Regions from separate parts of the Mus musculus genome. Here regions 2 and 3 are each linked to region 1. The links are chromatin loops, found by intact Hi-C in ENCODE. Cell type or tissue: heart. All regions are shown on one strand.

Region 1 (2,500 bases):
TTCTGGGACTTGTAGTCACTCCCCTCATCCTCCGTAACTGGAAGCCTCGCGGGACAGTCCGGAACTACCAGTACCCTGATGCCCTGCGCAAGAACAAGCGGCGCGCGCACACAGTGACGCGCACGGAGGGCAGGGCGGAGGGCCGGAGAAGAAGGAGGCGGGGGTGGGGTGGGGTTGGAGGAAGCCGGAAGTGCATCGGCCAGGGTCCGTCTGGGCGTTGCGGGTTTGGGGCCTGGGATCGTTTGGCCCGGGCAGCTAAGAAGCCTGTGACCGGGCGGAGCGGCGCCATCCCAGCCCTGAGGCCTGCTGACCGGTGAGGAGCAGGGACTAGAGTAGGGAGGGTTACTGAGGCTTAGGTCGCACCCCAAAGTGCGGATTCCCGATCTCGGCGGCCCAGCTGCATCCTCCGCCCCTCAGCACCCCTCTGTCTGATAACCCTGGTCCAAGTCTCCTCCGGTCCCCTTGCCAGTAGCCGATCCCCTCCCCCGGCCCCCCAGTACCTCCGCCCGTTCATCCTGGCATGTCTACAGCCAATGTAGTCCCCTGCCATCTCCGAGCCCTGATCCAGCACCCCTCATCCAGAGCCCTCGGTCCCCGCCCCCCGAATTCCCGCAGTCCTTTGGTCTGTGCTCAGCCCTGGGTCCCACCCCGCAGTCTCTGGTGCGGGCCCTGACAGCTCCGGGCCAGCCGCCCATTGCGTTGCTCTCCACCTGGGTACAGACAGGCTCTGCGCGCCCCGCTGAGGTCGGCGGCCACCACCAACGACCGCAGAGCTACAGCGGGCAGCCCCGGGCATGTATGCCCCTGGAGGTGCCGGGCTGCCGGGAGGGCGCCGGCGGAGAAGCCCGGGAAGCAGCGCTCTTCCCAAGCAGCCGGAGCGGAGCCTGGCCTCGGCCCTGCCTGGCGCCCTGTCCATCACAGCGCTGTGCACTGCCCTCGCGGAGCCCGCTTGGTTGCACATCCATGGAGGCACCTGTTCCCGCCAGGAGCTGGGGGTCTCGGACGTGCTGGGCTATGTAAACCCGGATCTGCTAAAAGGTGAGAGCGCTGAGCTCCTGCTCTCTTGGCTTGAGGGGCGGTGCAGAACAGATATGAGGCTGGCTGAAGTATAGATAGCCAGAGGCAGTCATTTGTCAAAGGAAACAGCCCCATTCTTGCTTGGTGTTCATGCCCACCAGGTGGCTCTGTTTGGGGGTCTAGCCTCTCATTAATTTTGATGTTATTCAGCCAAGCACCTACTCCTCACCGTCATGCTAATCCAAACTGCTGCTATTTTAGGTTTCTGCCAGAGGTAGGTAGAAGAAAAAAGGGTGTTTGTCAGGTATTACAATTAGCCTCCCCTTTCTAACGGACATGTGAGATGCAGAATAGTCGTTTGGGGCAGCTCGATCGATGGAGAAATCAGAACTGTTAATGTGACCAATTGTAAAAGACATTTTAGTATTCTATGATAATTGGATTTACAATAGAGGGGACTTGTGGCATCCCAGGTCATCAGATATCAGTTCTATTAACACCTTCAACAGTTGAAACTTGGTTTTCCATGCCTTTACAGGTATGCCATATTAAGACGGTTGCTTTATTCATCAACAGATTTCCCAGACTAGCAGGCAGAAGAAAGCATCTGGTCTGTTTATTGGATGAGATAGGAGTCTAGGGCTTAGAGGAGGGCCTGACTCAGGAGCCTCCTAGCTCCTCCTCGGTTTCTAGGAGTGAGGAGAAAGGCTGTGCAGTATGAAAGCAGAAATGTCCTTCCTGATTTTAAACATAAAAGTGGTCAGTGGGACCCAATGGTCACATCTTGTTGCCTTCAAGTCCTTTGAACTAGTCTCAAAAGTCCTCACCTTTCTTCTTTGACACTCTTTAGTTCTAGTATGTTCCTATTAGATATGTGCAAGGTGTCTCATGAATGGCTCAGGCCCTAGGATTTGGTGAAAAGGTCAGCGCCCCCCTCTGCATTGAAATAAAAACCCTGCTGTAGGTCTATGCTGAGAAGCCCTATCCTGTCACCTGGTGGTGTCTTTGGAGGTGAGTTCTTGAACAACTTGCTTCTCTTTGCATATTTGCACATTCAAGACTTTAGGATGGTTTTTTATAGAAAACAGGATGAAAGCTTCTGGTTGAGATATTTTTTACCCTCTTCCTGAGTTTGTCTCTTTAAGACCAAGATTGGGGCTGGTGAGATGGCTCAGTGGGTAAGAGCACCCGACTGCTCTTCCGAAGGTCCGAAGTTCAAATCCCAGCAACCACATCGTGGCTCACAACCATCCGTAATGAGATCTGACTCCCTCTTCTGGAGGGTCTGAAGACAGTTACAGCGTACTTACATGTAATCAATAAATAAATAAACCTTAAAAAAAAAAAAGACCAAGATTATAGGCTGGCTAGAGGTGTTCTTTAGCATATACCTGATGGCGCAAAGGCTGTGGAGTTTGAATCTGGATGCCTTTCCATTTCTTTGTGCTCACCTTCATTCAGGCCTTGTGGCTTTGATACCATG
Region 2 (2,500 bases), 92 kb after region 1:
ATGATTTTAGTAAGCACATTTAAGTAGTTAGGTCATTGTTTTAAATATATTTTTGAGATGGCCCCTCACTATGTAGCCCAGGCTAATTTTCAATCGGTTCTACGGGATTTCAGGTGTGAACCACCATGACAACTCATGTCGTCGTTTTCTTCTTCTTCTTCTTCTTCTTCTTCTTCTTCTTCTTCTTCTTCTTCTTCTTCTTCTTCTTCTTCTTCTTCTTCTTCTGTTTTTCAAGACAGGGTTTCTCTGTGTAGCCCTGGCTGTACTGGAACTCACTTTGTAGACCAAGCTGGCCTCAAACTCAGAAATCCTCCTGCCTCTGCCTCCCACATCCTGGGATTAAAGGGGTGCGCCACCACCCCTGGCATCTTCTTTTTTAATGGGAAAAAAATGGAGTGTTTAAGGTACTTGACAAGCTTTGACATATATAAGCACTGTGAAGGAATGAGTCTGCTGGTCAAGATAATTAGCATATCCATCGGATTCCTGGAAACCAGTCTAGATTCTGCTCAGGCATCAGCAGCATCTGCTTTTATTATAGCCCCTCTGTCTGGCTCTAGCTTCTACTTCTTGAGAGATGTTTGCCCCAGGCTCAGCAAGAATGCCAACAGGTCCTTGTGGAGCTCTGGCTTTCCTTTACTGAACATGGGGGTGGACTTGGTATGTTCCAGGCTGTCCATCCAGGCCGGGTCTCTGGATGGCAGGATGTAAAGGAAGAAAGTCTGGGAGCTTTGTATTTTGAATTAGTGAAATGGGAAGGGGCCCTGGCCGATCATGTCAGTGGGCAGTGGCATTGGAAGGACCACAGTCATATGAGCGTCTAAGAGTTCAAAAGTGTCCCCTCTGCAGTGGGGGGCGTCTCTGGGTGCTGATGATGCTGGTGTTCAGTGTGAAGTTTCTCAGAGTCTTGCAACCTGTGTACTTTCCTATATGGCTTCTGAAATAAAAGCTTATAGCTGGGCATAGTGACACATGCCTTTAATCCCAGCACTCAGGAGGTAGACACAGGCAGCAGGCAGATCTCTCTGAGTTTGAGGCCAGCCTGGTCTACATACTGAGTTCCAGGACAGCCAAAGCTACTTAATGAGACCCTTTCTCGTATAAATAGAGGAGGGGAGGGGGGAGGGGAGAGATTATACGGGTATGGTGACCACATAGGGAGAGGTGCCTTGAGTTTCCCAGCAGATTTTCTGGGTCTGAACCCTCCGGTAGTTGGTGGAACAGGAAAAGGAAAGCCCCCTTTTAGTGACTGGATCTCAATCCAAGTCATGAACTACATGAGGCTGCAATGCTTCTCTGCCCTCTGGTGGCAGGAGGGGGAATCTCAGGGAAGCTACCCTGCTCAAGGGTATCCTAAGGATTTGTTTTGTGTCCCCGGCCCACTTTTTACCCACTTCAGCCAAGATGGATGGGACTATGGTCCAGAAGGCTCAGGCTGGGGACAGGGGTAGAGTCCTCTGGTAAGACTGGGCAGGTCTTCAGGTGATAGTTGTTGGGAGGAACTGCAGGTGGAGGTGGTTGGGAGGCTGCAGGTGTGGGCTGGAGAAGCCCCTATTAAAGGGGGTGGATGGTAGAGTCCCTGAGTTAAGGAGGCCTTTCCCTGCCACATTTCTGTGTGTTGCTTGCCAAGAGGGCAGTGAGGACCCACCATGGGTATCATGGGAAGCCTGTGGCCTTGGATATTAACTATGCTCTCCTTGCTAGGTAAGCTGGCTCCAGTCTCTGGGACATTGGGAAGAGGCCAGAGGCTGCAGCTGTGGCTTAAGATAATCTTAACTTAGTTTCACAGCTCCAACATGGCGTTGTAGGGTTGTACCTATGAGTGAGCCCCTGGGAACCAAGGAGGAGGCCTCCTGATACTTGTAGGAGTAGAGAGGGCCCACCTAACAGCAGATTGCCAAGTGTCATACCATATACCTACTTGTTTTAAGGTAAGCCAGTTTCTAGCCTGGCTGGGGCAGCAGGCACTCAGCCTGAGTGGAGAGAAATGTTCAAGAGTAGGGTCTGAGGCCAGCCTTGATTCTGGTGCTGCCTGAAGATTTAAAGTCTACTGTGCCTCTTTTCTGCCTCATATTGGCTGCCCTAGCCTTTCTGAGCCAAGTGTTAGTCCCTTAAAGGGATCTCCTTCACTGAAGGCATCTAGGCCTTGTCACCAGGTATGATGAGTGAGATAGCCAGGCAGGCTTCAGGAATGCATCCTGGGTGGCCTCTCCTGGAAGGGGCTGGATTTTGCTGCCTGCTGTCCCGGCTCACAGTGGAGTCCCGGGGGCATCTATATGTCTGCACTTGTCTTCCTGAGCCAGGTTTGAGCATGGGAGCACCCTCAGCATCCAGATGTTCTGGAGTCTGCAGTACCAGTGTTCCAGAAGGCTTCACTCCTGAGGGAAGCCCGGTATTTCAGGACAAGGACATCCCCGCAATTAACCAAGGTGAGAACACGGGGCCACACTCCAAAGCCATGCTGAATGTGGACATGCGGAAAAGATTGAGAGGAAATGTC
Region 3 (2,500 bases), 87 kb after region 1:
GTGCCACTGAGACACAAGTCCATGACTCCTGGTCCAGGAGTCCTCGTAGCTCTCCCTGGCATTCTGTATCCCCCACAAGCCCCAAGTTCCCCAAATCAAGAGGAAAGGCATAATATTTTGCTCGAGCACCTATATACCTACCATACCTTATGTTAGGGGTCCCCACAGGTTCTAGCCACAGGCCTCCAAGAAACAAAGGATCTGCAGGGATGCTGGAAGGGTCTTAGTAAAGGCAGAGGATTGGCTCAGGGCAATAAAGATTTGGGAGGCTGGGTTCTGAACACTGTCCCCACCCGCCTGCTTCAGTTCAGCCACCTACCAACTTTCTCGCCCCCAACGCAGGAGTGTCCCGGGGGGCCCACGTGCAGCTGGGCCTCACCACATCCGGGAGGGGGGGGCGGGCAGGCACTTGAGTGGGGGAGCACAGAATGGCTGTGAGTTACCCAGTTTTTCATTCTTACAGTTTGGTGTGGGACCAGGGCCTGTCCCAGAGGGGTTTGTAGCTCCTAAGGGGTCGGAAGGGAACAGGTTCTGTGAATAGTCCTTCTTCCCCTGAAATTCCCGCCAGGCCTGGCTATGCCCTGGGAGAGCCCAGCATCGTCAACAGAGTTCCTCTTTAGCCCTGGCCTGTGGCATGGGAACTACTTCTTTTTAGGCTCTTGGGGGTTTCCCTGGGCCCCTGGGGAAAGAAACTGTCCCAGTCATAAGAGGAAACTCGTCACAGGCCCCTGCGCCCCTTCCCCATTAAAGCCCCTCCCACCCCACCCCACCCCCGCCCCTGCCCCAGGGCTTTGGCTTTCCAGGACTCCTCCACCTGGGCCTGGGCCTGACATGGGAGAATAGGACAATTTCCTGACGGTTGGTGTCTTTCCTAATAGTGTATCATTATGGGTAGCAACAGGTAATTTGTCCATTTTTGCTATCGAAATTCCTAGAATGAAAACCCTGGGAGAAAATGGGAAAAGTGAGGAAGCTGAAGACCTGAGTAACTCAAAGGCTCGGTGCAGCTGAGAGCTGAGTTCCTAAGCACTTAGTGGCTTGAAGCCTGGCAAAGAGTGGGGAGCACTGGGGCATATACACTGGAGAGACGTGGGTGGGGCCTCTAGACTCCAGGCCGACACTTGTCACGGTCTGGTTCCCAGTTTCTTCCCCCGCGTGTCCCTCCCCCTGATGCCCCGCCCCACCCACCCCCTGTCCGCTCAGGGAGCCCCGGGGGCGGCCCAGCCAGAGTCCCACGTGAAGCCGCGGGGGCGGGCACCGGCGCCTTCCTGCTCTACCCTTGTATGGTGACCCGAGGGGCCAGCCCTCGAGTATTTAAGCCCGGGCTCGACGAAGAGCCCCCAGAACCGTCAGCTCCCGCCACACAGACACCGCGCCGCCGGAGCCGAGGGAGAGGACATCCGGAAGCAGGAGGCTTTGCGATGCCGATCGCCATGGGGCTGGAGACGGCGTGCGAGCTAGAGTGCGCGGCGCTGGGCGCGCTGCTGCGGGAGCCGCGGGAGGCCGAGCGCACGCTGCTGCTCGACTGCCGCCCGTTCCTGGCCTTCTGCCGGAGCCACGTGCGCGCCGCGCGACCGGTGCCCTGGAACGCGCTGCTGCGGCGGCGTGCGCGCGGCACCCCCGCCGCTGCCCTCGCCTGTCTGTTGCCCGACCGCGCACTCCGGGCGCGCCTGGGCCGCGGGGAGCTGGCCCGTGCCGTGGTGCTGGATGAAAGCAGCGCGTCTGTGGCCGAGCTCCCGCCGGACGGCCCCGCTCACCTGCTGCTAGCCGCACTGCAGCACGAGATGCGCGGGGGACCCACGACCGTGTGCTTCTTGCGAGGTGAGCCCGCGCCCCGCGCCCTGCGCCCTTCGCCCCTTCTCCCATGTTCCGCGCCCCGCGCTCTTAGCCCCTTGTCCCACGTTCCGTGCCCCGTTCCCGACCTCTTGGCTAATCATACCCTTTCTTGTCTTTCCCACAGGCGGTTTCAAAAGCTTCCAGACGTACTGTCCGGATCTGTGCTCTGAAGCTCCTGCCCAGGCCCTGCCTCCTGCTGGGGCCGAAAATAGCAACTCTGACCCGAGGGTTCCGATCTATGACCAGGTGAGTTGATATTCGAATTTGTTGTCTTCATTGTGCATTCTAGAGGGATGCCTCTGGAGAACGCCAGTGGGGAAAGACAGGGGTGTGTTCCAATATACATTCCCAGATGTGGAGAGTGTTTGTGTGACCTGCAAATGGTGTGAACGTGTATATATCCTCATACAGACTTTAAGGCATATGTGGCACAAAGTGTCTGAACATATGTCCCCTTGTGGCCTCAAGACTTTTAATTCTGTCCTTGGTCAGAAGGCCTAGAGCTTCTCTTGTTTCTAGCCAATCCAAGATGTCTGGATCAAGCCCTCCAGCACAAGGCTGAGTGAGGTCTCACCACCGTCCCCTTCCTCCTCCAGGGTGGTCCTGTGGAAATCTTGCCCTACCTGTACTTGGGCAGCTGCAACCACTCCTCAGATCTTCAGGG

What was found. A loop is a pair of places that touch in the nucleus more often than their neighbours do. Peaks named below come from ENCODE experiments on the same cell type or tissue, not always from the same donor. Only the 100,000 strongest peaks of a DNase experiment are listed, where the experiment ranks them.
Region 2: a loop joins it to region 1, with 9 times the contacts of the local background. A loop is called at or near these places in 20 of 42 quality-filtered maps.
Region 3: it touches region 1 in a loop (3-fold over the local background); 20 of 42 quality-filtered maps call a loop at or near these places.

Annotation. Positions count from the first base shown.
Region 1 is chr2:127,247,772-127,250,271 of GRCm38, forward strand. It overlaps Ciao1 (cytosolic iron-sulfur protein assembly 1), which reads right to left and starts at 45. Exons shown (of 7, transcript NM_025296.4): 1 at 1-45. Tmem127 (transmembrane protein 127) reads left to right here and starts at 177. Exons shown (of 4, transcript NM_175145.4): 1 at 177-313; 2 at 721-1,038. The coding sequence starts at 795. In heart, CTCF peaks have their summits at 33 and 1,159 (motif pointing right); DNase peaks (open chromatin) are centred at 80 and 1,070; H3K4me3 peaks cover 1,458 bases; H3K27ac peaks cover 1,226 bases.
Region 2 is chr2:127,340,048-127,342,547 of GRCm38, forward strand. It overlaps Astl (astacin-like metalloendopeptidase (M12 family)), which reads left to right and starts at 1,589. Exons shown (of 9, transcript NM_001291003.1): 1 at 1,589-1,704; 2 at 2,304-2,429. The coding sequence starts at 1,650. In heart, a CTCF peak has its summit at 1,313 (motif pointing left); a DNase peak (open chromatin) is centred at 1,324.
Region 3 is chr2:127,334,817-127,337,316 of GRCm38, forward strand. Dusp2 (dual specificity phosphatase 2) reads left to right here and starts at 1,343. Exons shown (of 4, transcript NM_010090.2): 1 at 1,343-1,821; 2 at 1,961-2,082; 3 at 2,433-2,500. The coding sequence starts at 1,422. Gm46762 (a long non-coding RNA gene) reads right to left here and starts at 735. Exons shown (of 3, transcript XR_003953899.1): 1 at 1-735. In heart, no CTCF peak of the experiment used is centred here; DNase peaks (open chromatin) are centred at 655 and 1,285; H3K4me3 peaks cover 1,837 bases; H3K27ac peaks cover 2,288 bases; H3K27me3 peaks cover 691 bases.